2 separate regions of the Homo sapiens genome follow, and region 1 is linked to region 2. Evidence: chromatin loops called from intact Hi-C (ENCODE). Cell type or tissue: IMR-90. All regions are shown on one strand. Each heading gives the region's core, and the rest is flanking DNA. Links, peaks and the distances in the headings are about the cores only. Region 1 has its middle 290 kb from the start of LINC02719. Region 2 overlaps LOC105369474 (a long non-coding RNA gene).

Region 1 (7,843 bases), core at 2,433-6,432, 48 kb after region 2:
GACTGTTGAAGCTAAACAGTAACCTCTTCAGAAAATGAGGTCCTTTTGCTTGAAGATCTCTTTTGGTGCTTCAGGATATTTTTGCAAGTCACTTCCTGGCTATTTTTAAATCTATGGTTTCCAAACTCAACCTCCCCAGAGAAGCACACAATGTCTTTGGCATGCATCCTCATCAAGGTATTAGTAAATACAAAACGATGTTAGGTGTAGATAAAGTAGGAATTTGCATACTTGGAGTGATTTAAGGGCATCATCACCTATCAGTATCTTTATATAATTTTTGTCTTGGTGACTGATATTTCCACCATTCGAGAAGTATTATTTCTGTTGGAGTAGTCTACCTTTTTGTATGGATTAGTTCATCATATATTAAATAATCCAACCAGTCTTGATAAAATGGAATACAAAAAAAAACAAGGTGGAAAGTGTGAAGAGTTTAAAATTAAAAATGGTATAACTAGGCTCTCTATTCAGTAGTGTCACCAACTGGCTGGGTGACTTTTTATGAGTAAGTGCTGAACCCTCTGGCCATCTACAAAATCAAGGCTGTCAACAAGGAGAGTGTTAAGGTTCTCATTGGTGTGATGAGAATGTGCATGAGATGAGCCAGAAGCAGGGCTCACTGACAGGACATGGCCTGTTAGCAGTTTTGATGGGTGTTTTGGAACTCAGGGTCCACAACTGATTACTGCACCCTGAAGAAAGAGGCTCTAATGAAGAGAAAAGTAGCAGTGAAGGAAAGACATGAAAGGTAATGGGAAATTTTGTGTTGTCCAATTCAGCAACTGTTTATTGAGCATCTACTGTGTGTGAAACACTGTGCTAAGTAATAGGGATACAAAGATGAACCTGAGAGAGTCCCTGCATCAAAGAGATCAAAGAGAACCTTACAAAAATGCATAGTAACAAAATATTATTGCCGCACATGAAGCCAGTTCTATGTTCCCCATGCTGTACGAGCCTGGAGGAGGAATCACCAGAAGATGCCTGCAGAAGAAGACAACTGGACTAAGGCTAGCAGATGAAGTGGAAGTTATCAAGAACAACAGGGAGTGAAAGAATATACCAGAAGAGCATTCTGTGGAGAGGAAAGAGCCAAAGCCAAGTTATGAAGATGGGAAAAGCACACTGTATGTGAGAAGCAGCCTTCTGACAATAAACTTTTGGTTTAGCAGATTAGCTCCTGGGCACAAGACACCATGGTTTTGAGGGTAGGAAGGAGAAGAAAAAAATATTCTTTTAAAAAATTTTCTCAGTTCTTGTGGGTGTCATCATGTATGTGTCTGCTATTTTACTTCCCAGGCCTCAAAGTCATTAACTCCTAATTTCCAGTATATAGATGGAAGAGTTAGTCACATATTAAAGTCTTCAAATCCTTTTATCCAATTTATAGATGGTATTGTTCATCTGAAGAATTAGGACATACTTTTAAATCCTTGGTTTGCCTCTGAATTCCTATACAGTGAAGCCAGAGACAAGATTTATCTGAGATAGAAACCAGGGATCATTTCCCTGGTTTCAATACTCTACTTGTCACTACACAAATATCAGTTTAATTCACACTTAAATATTTAATAGCCTCTAATCATATTAAAAGCATTTAAATTTGTAGCTGAACTTTCATTTCACCTCTACTGCACAGAGAAATTAAAAAGTCAGTTTCCAGATGGCTGCATCATTCAGTGTGTGCTCTCAGAGGTGGCCTGGTTCATCTGGAATTCAGAGTCTGTTGAATGTGCTGGGAGATATCAGATTTCAATGCCCCAGGTATTCCTGAATCCCATAGCTCAGCCGTGCAGGGATTAGCTAGCCAATCTGTTTCTATTTCAGAAATTCACTGGGTGCCCAGCACTGTACTAGACACAAGTGAGACCAAATAATAATATTATCTCTAGTACATAATATTTTTCTTGTTACAGGGGAGGTAAGCCAGCCTTGTTCACATTAATTAGTCAAAAATTGGGAAAAATAGTTTTGGTGAACTGCTGTGTAATATCACTTAGTTTTGTTTTGTTTGTTTTTGTTTGTTTTTTTTTTTTGAGATGGAGTCTTGCTCTGTCGCCAGACTGGAGTGTATTGGCGTGATCTCGGCTCAGTGCAACCTCTGCCTCCTGGGTTCCAGCGATTCTTGTGCCTCAGCCTCCCAAGTAGCTGGGATTACAAGCATGCGCCCCTACACCCAGCTAATTTTTGTATTTTTAGTAGAGACGGGGTTTCACCATGTTGGCCAGGATGGTCTCGATCCCCTGACCTCATGATCCACCTGTCTCAGCCTCAAAGTCCTGGGATTACAGGCGTGAGCCACTGCACCCAGCCTATCACTTAGTTTTTTAAAGTGAGTATCTTTCACTGGCTGGTAAGAAGCCCATGACAAACAGAAAAATGAAATAGGTCAGCTATAAACTGTTTTGCACACTGAATCTGAGCCAAGTGGAGTCTGCAGGTATCAGGAAGTAATGAGTTTTCCTGGTTGAGAAGGAGGTCAGCCTTTAGATGTTGGTGGAAGGGATGGACTACAAAAGGCACCTTTGGCATCCCCTGACACCACTATCTCTTAAGTTCCGTTAAAGATGTCTGCTATTAAAAATTTCCAAAATGAATTATTTGGGACCATTCACTGAATCATATATTTAATAAATATTTTTTAGTACACTCTTAAAAATGCCACAGGCTGAAAATGCCAACATGATAGACATAATATTTAGCATCAAGAATCTTACATTCTAGTAGGCGTGGAAGACAAATACACAGTAAGCCCAGTACAGTGTGAAAAGCACTACAATAAACACACAGTACCCGGTGTGATAACGCAGAGGGGAATGTCTCCTAAACCTGCCTAGTCAGTCACAGATGCTGATCACCTTACAGGTGATATGATGCTTAATCTGCGAATAATTAAGCAGAGAAAGGTTTTCTAGGCTGAGAAGTGAGTGGGTCGAGACGTACTCTGGAAGTTTTAGTTTAGAATGGCTGAGATGTAGGTATTTGGGGGCGTAGCAAAGATGAGGATGGAAACCAAGTAGGAAGGGGCCATGTCATGATGACAGAACTAAAACCCTTTTGAGAAGCAAATTTTGGGAGAAGAAATAAACATGAATCAATTACCTTCCACTTATACTTTGCACCAAATCAGCAAATATATTGACTTCTGTTAAATGAATGACACACAGGATAGTTATGTTTCTGTGTAGCCTTCAAGAAACTACAAGACGTTGGTTACAAGGATTTGGTAAGGCTTGCATACTCAGGGTGCCAACTGAAGACACTGGGCCCCTTTGGTCTAAGATGAAATGCGTTTCAATAATAATACTTCCTTTATTATTGAAAGCATTTATTTATTGTGCAAGCATTTTAGAAAATGACACTAATTCCCCTGATAGGAAAGTTTCTATTGGTAAATCACTCCTCCACTTATTCATTAATTTAACATAAATTCTTTTAATGTCCAGTCTATCCTGGGCTCCAAGATGTAAGATGTAGGGCTTTGGGAACCTTATCCCAAATCACTGAAAACATATGGCAGAGCTCCTGACTGGGCTCCCTGCTCTGTCATCTCACTTTCTCCCTCTTCAGCATTTTATCCAGGTCCCAACTCCCTAGTTACTGCTGGCAACTCTAAGGAACTTTGCCCTTCTCTATGCCCTGGGTTATACAGAACAAAAATTAAAAGGTAAATAATATATAGCTTTTTCATTCAAGAAGTTCATTTCCTAGGAAAAAGAATAAATGTACAAAATGAAATCCTGCTACAAAATGATTAGAGCTATAAAAATGTACAGGATGAATTAGAAGGCAGGTAGAGACAATGGAGGCAGTGAGACTGGCCAGCAGGCTGCTGAACTAGTCAGGAGGGAAGGGGGGAGGGAAGAGGTGAAGGTGGATAGAACAGGGAAGACTTCAGATTTTGGAGTTGTCCTGCTATGTAGATTGTGGCCATGACTCAATGCTTATTAATGCATGGATCACATTTGCCTTCTGGTGACTTCTTTGGCCCAATGCCAGAATGTTAAATCACAAGGGGTAGAAATCAGCAGCAGAGTTTTCAGTGTTTTCCTCCAAATATTGTCGAGCCAGGAGGTCTCGGTTTACAGAGGAACTGGGGAAGTTACTAGGACTCACTGATGGAAAACACAAAGATCAGATCGGGAGTCAACTGTAGTTCCAGTTTGATAAACTGAACATCTCACAGCCACACAGTTGTGATTTTTTTTTTATTATTTTTTTTTTGTATAGTGCAATTTTGAGCAACTCTGTTACTCAGTTGATGGGAGGAGGAAGACTCATTACCCTGGGGAATTTACTCTTTCTTATTTTACCTTCTCAAAATCAAAATTATAAAGTGGGAATTAATGCAACACAACGCAACACACCATATGCAACACAATGGAACCAGGCCTCCGCCATTTGCTAAACGTTCTCTGCCACATAACACCTAAGTCACAGCTTGCCAGTGCTGGATGGTGTAGTTTTTTGTTCCATCTTAGTTGTGCAGCATTTTTTTTTCTTTTCTGGTATTTAACAGTTCCACTAAAGTACTACCTGAGTGGGAAGAGAAATCTTTGAATTTCACCAGCTTGTAACTCATACACCTATATTCATTTTAGTCCTGGCAAGAGCAATTGGTTAATCCTTAGCACAGGCTGTAACAGGAAGGTGATCTATTTGTTCATCAAGTGCACTATTGTTTTCATCAATGGATTGTCATTTTTAAAATTAAACCCTTAACAGTATAATATCGTACCCTTTCTTCTCTGCTAGTTTTCTCTTCTCGGTTTTTCACATATTTTAATATAACAGAATCGGAAATATGCTGAAATATACGTGATTGTGCTTTCAATGCTACTGCATAGGAGTATTTCTGAGCTTGTCATAAAATGTCGTAAATGACACAGGCACTACCAAGAAGCATTTAAATTCATTTACATATAATGAAAAGTTTTTTTTCATAAATCATGCTTTCCCAAGTAAATTTCCTGATGAATCATCAAGCTTTTGTATCATAATTCAAGTACTGACCCTCTGCTATGAGGGCAGCTTGCAGCAAAATTGTATTGGGATTAAAAATTTCGTTTTTCTACCATCTTTTGATAGAGCTTTTATTGATAATCTTACTGTTATTAAAATGAATAGCTAGTATAATTATTATGTATTTCTAAATTCCTTAGAGTCAATAAAAATTACCTCTTTTTTTTGCACTATGACAATGTCAAGTATTCCTGGGTTTTTATACAATTTCATAAAATCTCTTCATTATGTATTGTTTTGCAGTATATGAAAATTGTTATTAGTCAGCTGCCAATTGCTTCCATCTAAAAATAAATAAAACAAAAAATTGAGGAGAATCACGCAACAATGGCATATAGAATTTAGCAATGGGAAGAATATGGGTGCCTGTTACTCAGCAAAAAACAGGCTGGAGGGTTGAAGCAGATAATATGGAAAATAAGTAAACAACCTGATTAGATTCCTCTCACATTTTTATGATAGCTTTGCTTTTAGTAAGATAATTTTTCTGTTTGTGTTTTCTTGATGTATTTTTGTTGGGGAAGAAATTGCTAGCATCTTTATTCATGTTGGAATATCCTGGAGTGAAATTCAATGTCACTAGTTTGGTTTTTCATATTTTGACTAGATGTCAGTTCACTAGTTGGAAGGTTCTGTGTCTGCCGTATTTGATCACTTGACATTTCTGAAGGCTTTGCTTATGTAGTGTAGGAGTCATGAATTGAAAATTGGAATACCATGCATGAAAACCGCCTTAGTAAACATTTACAGTTTATCTTGTTCCAGCACTTTAAGAAAAATAAATAACTTTATATGGTCTATGAAAAAACAATTTAAAACCTTTGAGTATTTAAAGTACATTTATTTATTGCCTACTTAATCATGGTATTCTTTCGTGTCTTAGGCTGGGTTCCCTGGAAATAGACTTGAGATGCCGATGCATATGCAAGTAATATATTGGTATTTGTGCTAAGAGCAAAAATTATGAGGGATTGAGGGAAGCTGGAGTGGGTATAAGAAGTTGAATTCTGGTGCAATGACAAAACAGAGGCTGTTTGCACAAGGAGCTCTGAAGCTGGCATAGATCTTCAGAGTTTCCCAAACTGGGCTGTGGTTCTTCCACTTCAACCAGTCATTGAATGTAGGCTGCTACGGTGGATGGGATGTCATCATGAGCAACATAGCTCCCTTTGGTTGATGGCAATTCCTAGGGAGAAACAAAAGTGTGAACTGCCAGGAGCCAATACTCCTGGCAGCTGGGGGAATATGTACCTTTGTCCTGAAGGGAATATCTGGGCAGCACACCACAATATGGAGAACACCCACTGAAAACCCTGGACATGGTATTACTGCTTTTGGAGAATTTCTATTAAAGCTTATAGACATTTGACCTGAAACCATTTAAGTAAGAAATGGTATAGCATTGCATATTTCAAAATTCATGGTTTAAAAAAATACAGTCTGTTAAAAACTCCACTGAATTGATGTGGCTTGAAGTTCTGGGTCTTGCTTTCTTCTTGACTCACCTCAGTGTATTAGTCATGGCTGCCTCTACCTTGAAAAATGCTTGAGGCACTGAAAAAGTTAGGATATGTTTACTTCTGAACAAAATGGAGGCTAACATTATTTTCTGAAAAAATGCTATGGTATAGATATTATTGGTATAAAATAATTTAATAATAATCCTGGTAAAAATCTAAGAGTGAGTTTGAGAAATCAGTTTTTAACTCACAAATTTTATTTGTCCAGAGCAACAGGTATATTTCTGGTCGTTTAACCAACATTTATTAAATATCTACCATATGTCAGAAACTATGGAGGAATCACAAATGATTTCTTATTCTTGAAGAGTTTATAAACTATTTGTGAGAATGACAGATTTATGTCATCAATATTGGTTACCCACAGAAAGATGGGATTCTGCCATATTTAGATACAATCACTATGATAGTTCAGAGAGGGGATAGATAAGACAGTTTATTTTGAATCAGTAAGAAAATATTTGTGGAAAATATGGCCTTCGATAGATGGAGGAGAACTGGATATTTGGAGTCTGGAAAAGATCAGTATTTCTAGATTTAGGAGAGAATTTGAAAACATAAAGATAGAGGTATGAGATTTCCAGATCAGCTGGAGCTAAGGATAATTAAGTAAGTAAGTGTTAGACATGGCAAAGAATGCCAGCTAACTGAGGATCTTGAATGCTGGGCTAAGGATTCAAAGTTTTTAATAGACAAGTGGAAATTATTGAGGAGTTTTGACTCTAAGACTGAATAGATTTCTCTTGAATTAACTCTAAATAGTTTTGTTTCTCTATTTCTATTTTCTGAAACACAGAGCTCTTAATTTCAAACCATTCAACTAGCATTTGTTGTTCACTTATTATATCCTTAGTTTCTCAAAATCAGTTTCTAGTATACTCTATGCGACTATTTAAAAAAATAAAAGAAACACATTTCCAATTTAAATGCCTTCTGAACAATTTTATTAAAAAAATGCTGCTGGCACTTGAAGCTCAATATGTCCTAAACTACTCATAATTTACATCACACTAGCAAACACACACACACACACACAAACAAACACACACCACAAGCCTCCCATCCTGCTGGCTCTCATCACAATTAATTATATAATGAGGAAAAATGTGGTGTTAAGTAAGTCTACCAGTAAACATTTCCACAGTCTAGACAGATTTTTTTAGTGTGTGTAGATGGTGTGGGAGTGGGAAGTTCGATTGTCTGCTTTTTCTTCATTCTGAGAAAACATTAAAATAGGCTTTTTAGTTTGGCCAACACAAGTCAAAGAAGATCAAAATTATTCTGCACAATAAAGTAAG
Region 2 (7,843 bases), core at 1,971-5,970:
TTTTATTTCTTGAACTCCTGACCTCAAGGAATCCAACTGCCTTAGCTTCCCAAAGTGCCGGGATTACAGGCATGATCCACTGCACCCGGCCCTAGGACTTTTATTTCTGTTAACTGTGTCAGTCTAAACCTCTGGCATATTTTCCTCCTCTTTGTGTTTCTGTTTTTCCTCTGTTTAGGTATTTTGTCATACATTTTCTATATCACCATTTAGTTATTTTTAAAATATGTCAATTCTTTTTCCATTAAGACCTTATTTTATATCTTCAATCAATAAGCATGCTTGTTTTATATCTGTATCCAGTGATTCCATTATCTGAAGTACATAAGAGTATCTATACCTGGTCTATGTGGGGTCAGTTGTCATTTGTTCATTTAATTTATAATTTATTTTATTTTCAACTAGTCCAAAGAGGCTTTATTCATGTGAATCCTGTAGGTCAGACTTGAGTCTTATTCTTCAGAGAAGGTTTACACTGGGTTCTGCTGGATTCTCTTATTATCAATTCTTTCATTCCATTGACTAAAATGTTTATACTGAGAACCTGTTATGTACAAGGCACTTTTCCAGTTGATTGAGATATATAAGCAAATATAAAAGACAAAATTCCTGCCCTCCTTGAGCTCACAATCTAGTGGGGTGGAGGGTATTAGGTAAGTTCTAGTGAGGGTGGATAATAAGTAAGTTTTTTTTTTTTTTATTTAGAAGGTGATAAGTCTTTTGGACAACAGCAAAAAGTGAATGAGGATTAGGAGATTAGAAGGAGTGGATAGGTTGCAATTTTAAATTGAGTGGTGAGAGAAGACTTCATTGAGAAGCTGACATTTTAGCAAAGGTTTTATTGGGCAAGGAAATTTTCAGTACACATATACAGAAAAGAAATTCAAGACAGAGAAGAGAATGAGAAGAGAGAGAAGAGAACAAATATGGCTGGTATTTTCGAGCAATAGGCAAGAAGACAGCATGGATGCTGTCTAAGTGAGGAAAAATAAAGATAAATTACTAAGTGAGGAAAGATAAAGTCAGAGAAGTAACAAGTTTCTTTTGATTAATTTATTGGTTTGGGGATTCCTAGATCCCATAGGTAATATAAATGCATATGTTAAAATTGGGTAAGAACAGGCCTACAATTTTAATTCTCAAGAGAGGCCTATATATGCTTTTTATGACCAACTGCACTGTTTAAACAGACAGGCTTCTCATACCTCAACTATTGGTGGTGGATGAATTTTCTTTTCCACCTTTTCATGAAGTTATAACGCTTCAAGGGTTGAGAAACTTTTCAGGCATATCAGTTCCAACTCCCCACATTGCTCAAAACCAAGGCCGATTTTTCTGTCCCTAAGTGGCCATTGAAACCTAAAAATCTTTGGTTTCTGAGGCTGAGAGACTCGATAACCCCAGTGTTATTTCACACTTCCCACTCTTTCAGTTTCTTCTTTGTTTCCGATCCCTGAGGACTTCTCTTACTTTCTTGACAACTGAAACGTGCATTTAAAATACTGCCTGTAATAGTTTATTTAACATTTTCCAGGTGCCTTTTAGGCAGTTCAGTTTTCACATTTTTGAAAACAGAAGTCCAAAACACTTTCTATATACAGGTGGGGAGACAGAGGTAAAGGATATATTTTTCCTGCCTGAAGGAACTCACATATTAGAAGTAGATATAGAAACACATGATTATGTTTAAGTATAATCACCACTCTGATAAAAGCTAGTAAAAACTGCCATGAAAACAGAATGTAGATAGGTATTCATTTGAGTGCGCTGAAATGGAGAAGGCATCACTAATGATGCAATAGATGATGTGAGCCTGGAAGAATTGATAGTAGGCTGCCATGTGGAGGGAGAAAGCTTTTGTGTTCAAAGGCTTAGAGGAGAGTAATGAGGCTTGTGGGGCCAAACGGTGGTGCCTTGGGAAAGATGGAGGTGTGGGAATATTATGTACTTAAGGAGGTAAAAAGATGATTAAGAGGATGAACTTAAAGGAAATTTTCTTATTTAAAATTTTATCTCAGCTGGGCATGGTGGCTCACACCTGTAATCCCAGCACTTTGGGAGGCCGAGGTGGGCAGATCACCTGAGGTTGGGGGTTCAAGACCAACCTGACCAACATGGAGAAACCCCATCTCTACTAAAAATACAAAATCAGCCGGGCATGGTGGCACATGCCTGTAATCCCAGCTACTGCAGAGGCTGAGGCAGGAGAATGGCTTGAACCCGAGAGGCGGAGGTTGCTGTGAGCTGAGATCGTGCCATTGCACTCTAGCCTGGGCAACAAGAGTGATACTTCATCTCAAAAAAATAAAAATAAAAATTTTTATCTCAAGCCCTCCGTGAGTGCCAGGTACAAAGTTAGGGTTTAAAGGAAGCCAGTGTTCTTTATAGAGTGAGGTTTGTACACATGGGCCAGTACCTATGAGATTTTCCCACAACAATCAATTTAAACTATTACTGAAAAAGACTTCCTGAGCTCCCCTACCAGAGTTTTAAGACTTGTTTTCTATAAAAGTCCTGTTGATAAACAAATTCTCTCTAGGATGACCATCTTAATTTGCCCAGGACTAAGGGAGGGCCCAGAACACAGAACTTTGAGTTTTAAAACTGGTGGATGTCCTGGACAAACAGGGAAGAGATGGGCACTTTAGATATCCCCCTAGAATTTAAACCTCTACAAGAGCAGAAGAATGTTTAAAATGTTACTTGGCTTGTGGTAGATGATTAGCAAATATTTAATGCAAGAATTATACATGAATGAATATTTTTGCCATACAAGAAGGTATCCAGCTACCTCAACACATCCAGTTGACATTTAATAGGCATATCCAATTTTACATATCCAAAGTTGACTGTGAGAGGCCCCATCAAACCTTCACCAAAGGGAAAAATAGACACGTTTTCAGCTCTGGTGTCTGGAACAGTACTTAGGCCATTGTTTCTAGTGGAACAGGGTCAATGTAATGGAAACGAAAGACAAATAGGACCTTCACACTCAGAGAAAGTTATGATGAGCAACACTGGAGCAAAATTCCCCGTAGACTAGGCACATTATTTAGAGAATAGGCTATCCCTCTTAAAGAATTTATGATGAAGGCTCCTGCTAGTTTCCTGGTGACCAAAATGAGGCATACATCCACATCTTCTGGTTTTTCTATTTTTTGGAAAATTTTATGGCTAATGAAAATAGAAACTATTGCAAAATGTATTGTCTTCCTCTGAAATGTAAAGATTTAAGGATTGTTGTGCACTTTTCTCTTTCCAGACAACTTGCATTTCTACAGCCTTATATTAAGTGCTTTGGGGATATGAGCATATCTGAGTAGAATAGAGTGAAGCAGAGATGGAGGGGATCTTGCCTATGCATAGTGTACATTTCCTGGGCTGTTTAGAAGAGGAGGTGTTATTTGAAGGGAGATGTTTCAAAACAGGGAGTTGGGCTTTTGAAATAAGGCATGGTAAACATGAGAGATACACATTTGATCCCACAGTGTATTTCAAAGACATTTTATAAAGGTGCAAAAGAGTCAAGAGAAACATGAAAAAGGGAAACAGGATTCATTCTGGCCTCCTGTTATGCTGCCTAATGCTGAAGAGACCTCTTTTCCCAGCTCTGCCATTGTTTTCATTTTGGAAGTATTGATATCGACACTAACAGCATTGCCAACTGGGACATTTTCCTGCCTCTTAAAAGAGGGGCCAATTCATTTGAATGGTATTCTTAACTTTGATTTCTATAAATAGGATTCTGGAATAGTCAAAACAAATATATATTTTTTAATATTAAGTGGGAAATGTAGCATGGTTATTCCAAACTCACCTAACCTGCATTCAGGGATCAATCCGAAAGTTCCTATTTCTGCATCATAATATTGTTTTTCAGATTGATGCTGAACATTAGGAAAGGAAGATTTATTGGCACAATTTTTTTTTAAATTTTTTTTGAGATGGAGTCTCGCTCTGTTGCCAGGCTGGAGTGCAGTGGCACGATCTTGGCTCACTGCAACCTCCACCTCCTGGGTTCAAGAGATTCTCCTGCCTCAGCCTCCCGAATAGCAGGGACTACAGGCACATGCCCCCACACCCAGCTAATTTTTGTACTTTTAGTAGAGACAGGTTTCACCATGTTGGCCAGGATGGTCTCAATCTCTTGACCTCGTGATCCATCTGCCCTGGCCTCCCAAAGTGCTGGGATTACAAGCATGAGCCACCGCACCTGGCCTTTTGGCACAATTTAAAACCTTCTCAAGTCATTTAAAGAGATCAAACAAATCATTTTCTCATTTTTTCCCAAAACTTCTATTTTTATCATAAAACAAGGGAGATATCCATTTTTTAAAAGAAGTTAGAAATATATAACACATAAAAATTATAAGTTCTATAGCATGCTACATTCCAGAAATAACCCTATACTTACCCAACAATAAAAAAGAGTTGTGTTGCAAAATCCCTTGTGAGATAGCAAAGGAAAAGAGATCTAGTCAGAACTAAAATGGAAATAGTGTTTAATCAAATGCAGATAGTGAAGGGATAAATTCAATCTATAAACTATAACAGGGTAGCATGACAGACTAGGTTTTAATCCTATCACACAGGAAAAAGGTACATGCTAGGCTGGAAATTACTGCAGTTACCTACACTGATGATTTACAGGATGGTTGAGAAAAAAGTAATGAAACCAATTTCTCTCTCACTTGCACTGGAGGTTTTTTCGGGTCTTTGAGTGTAGAGAATGGTAGAAGATTACAGCAGAGCAATCTAATACTAAAAAACTCCATATAGATATTTAAAAATCTAATAAAAATAATCAGAGCAGGGTAGGGAGAGGAGAAAGAAGCTAAACATTTGGGAAGTCCTGTTCATAAAACTCTTCTCTATAAGAATTTCTTAAAGCCATCTATATGTTCCGTGTAGCAACATCTGCCCCTCCACCCCTTCATTTAACAGAGTGTGCAGCATTCAGTTTGAAAAGATAACATGGTTGATGCTTCCTCGCCCCCAGCATTCATCATTATTCTCTCTGTAGGTCTGAGCTGGGAGGATCTTCTTTTTCTTATTTGGCCGATCTTATGTTTCCTAAAAAGACTTCAGTATATTGGATGAAAATCTCTGTCTTCTCTTTTCTAAGCTTTTTATATTTATCTATGTGAATATGTAATATTTTTGTAATATAATATATACGTATTGTATTTATGTTAGTTCTTTTTGAAAATAATTCTCTGCCAGGTAGAAATTAAGGAGTACTGCCTATGTAAAATGAGCCTGGGTTGGAAAGAAAACAGGTGGCTGCAGTCAGATAATCATCCTACCGTTTCTGTCTTTATCAACCCCACCCTCAGGTACCTATCTCTGGCTCCTAATTCTTTCATTGGTCCTCCTTCTGTTGCAGAACACTGAAACCTTACCTGCAGCTTCCTAGTGGTCTCTCTGGTCTGTTCCCCCTGTATATGACTGCTTTTCCTAGCATTGATTCCCCTTCTCATTTCTGATACCTATTCCTCTAAAGACCTTGGCTCTGTGCATCTGCCTTGTTACTGCTTTATCTCTCCTTTCCTGTCCTCCTCCTCCTCACCCTCACTCAATCACGGGAAACCCCTTCCAGTCTGGCATTCTCTTTTCAGTTACGGCAATTGTCTCCTCCCAGTGAGAGTCTTCTGCAGGCTTTGCCTTTTCTTTGATAAGAGGAGAAGTACAGAATCATAGAGACAACTGTTGTTTGATTGCATCATCCTGTAGATTATTTGTTCAAAGAGGGTCTTGCCTGCTGATTTATGTAAATTAATCCATAAAGGGAAAACACTGCTTAAACCAAGAGCCCCTGAGTCACTAGAAGGGGTGAAAAATCCATTTCTTTCTACCAATCCTAAATTTACCAACTTTCCCAATTAGTCTCATATCACACATATCAAAATTTGCTTACGAGAAATTGCCACCAAGTTTGAATATGATTGGGTAGTTAGAGGAGCATTGATAACCTGCCTGTAGTTCTTTATGTTATAAATTCCACTAAAGTCTAGTTATGATTGAATGTTGGACTCCAAGTGACTCCTGGCTTGCTTAAGTAACCAAAACCATAACTTACCAGCGCCCCATGCTGTCAGTTAAAGAAGGAAGGCTCTCTTTCAAGATGGTTGTCCCTGGGAAATTGGTAGCTCCTCTGCTCACCTCACTGGGGACTTTATGTCACCATTTGCTTAGGAAGCTGTTCAAGATCTCTCTAAGTGTTACACAGAGACCCCCCCTTCCCCCCACTCCCACTTTCTGCCTCACAGGTTTCTAACGTACAGTGGCCAAGTGAGATCAAAAGAGCAGATGAGGTGTGGTTATTTTGTGGCTTTTTTTTTTATTGTTTTGCTATTTTCTATGTAGAGGCAAAGACTAAAGAATTTTTACCTCTTACATTTTGATGGTGTATTTCTTTGGATCACACCTGTCTAACCCATCTTGAGAGACTTTATTAAGGTGTGATTTAGCAATAATAGGAATTGAGGAAATTTGAAACTTAAAATATAATAACTACCTGTCATGACTGGTTAAAAATATGACAGTGATGCCACAGTGCAGATACTTCCCAGTAATCAGAACATTTCTTTCTTAACTTCTGCAGTCTAATTTAAGTCAGCCTCCACAGCAGTTGCTTCACCCTATCTTCCTCATATCAGATCATTCCATCTGAAACTCTGAGACTCTAAAGCAGCCTTAGGCCTCCCAGGTCAAGGCGTGTTGCCATTATAAGATCACTCAAGCACCATCCATTACCACTCACTTGCTCACATGCAATTTTAAGGAAGCAGACTTGTAGCTAATTAGAAAAAATAGCTGTTCAATTCATTAAAAACTATCTTATGCTTAGAGAGAGGAAAATACACTTTAAAAATGTGACATGTGAAAATCTATTTTTCAAACAGAGAAATACTTTGTGAAAGTTGTTATGAATGTTTAAATACAGGACTAAATCACCTTTTTTTTCAGAGTAAAATTTTTTTTTTGACAGTTTCTGGTGGTCGGAATCCCCCGTTATGCTAATTTTATTTCAATTGCCCAGTCAAGGATGAGGAGGGAAAGAGCAGTGCTCTGACTCCAGCCAGGCTTCGGAACTCTGGGCTTGGAATTGAATTGGGTCAGAAATGGCAGCTCACTCTAGGGAGTGGTACTAAGGGAAGGACTAAATGGGGTATCCAGAGTAGAAGTGAGTAAAATCTAGAGCAAAATAGTTAAGTCAAACAAACAATCAGTCTAAAGGTTGATGGAGAAAGGCAAACCCTGGTCAAAAATGTGGTTGAAGACAGTGGGATAGAACAAGTGGGTTTTGGTGAGTAGATGTTGGGCAGAGAGGGGCTGGCTCCACTTTTAAGGGTATCTGTGGCCACTTGGGAGATGAGGGAGCTCTAAGTGTCTTGGGAGGATTAACCTTTCTTTTATTTTGACTGAAAGCTTGAGATATGTGTAAGAGTAGAGTATACAATAGGAGGTGAATTCCAGCTTCCAGTCATACCTGGAATGCTCGGTACCATCCCATAACTGCCCTTGACATGGAGAGTCAACGAAAGCTGGCCAAGAGACTCATAGCCAAGATCAGCATTGGGAAAAATGTACAGTGATGGAAGTTTTCTTAGAGTTATTCTTCCAGTCTCCTCTTTATTCCCAGACAGTGTGTCACTTGGTGGGGAGGAGGCATCCATAGGCAACTTCTCATCTTTTAAGCTAATGGGTCTCAAAATGTGGTCCCAGGAACTCTGGGGGATTCCTTAACCCTTTTCAGGAAGTTCACAAGGTGAAAACTACTTCCTAGTAATACTAAAATGCTTTTTGCCTTTTTTTCTTTTCATTTTCTCATGAGTGTACA

What was found. Hi-C counts contacts between places; a loop is a spot of excess contacts. Peaks named below come from ENCODE experiments on the same cell type or tissue, not always from the same donor. Only the 100,000 strongest peaks of a DNase experiment are listed, where the experiment ranks them.
Region 1: a loop joins it to region 2, with 5 times the contacts of the local background. A loop is called at or near these places in 4 of 110 quality-filtered maps.

What each region holds. Positions count from the first base shown.
Region 1 is chr11:106,420,366-106,428,208 of GRCh38, forward strand. No RefSeq gene overlaps it. Among named protein-coding and RNA genes, the nearest start is that of LINC02719, 290 kb to the left of the region's middle. In IMR-90, for the core only: no CTCF peak of the experiment used is centred there; a DNase peak (open chromatin) is centred at 3,966.
Region 2 is chr11:106,373,284-106,381,126 of GRCh38, forward strand. All of the region lies in intron 2 of LOC105369474 (a long non-coding RNA gene), which reads left to right. Among named protein-coding and RNA genes, the nearest start is that of LINC02719, 250 kb to the left of the region's middle. In IMR-90, for the core only: no CTCF peak of the experiment used is centred there; no DNase peak of the experiment used is centred there.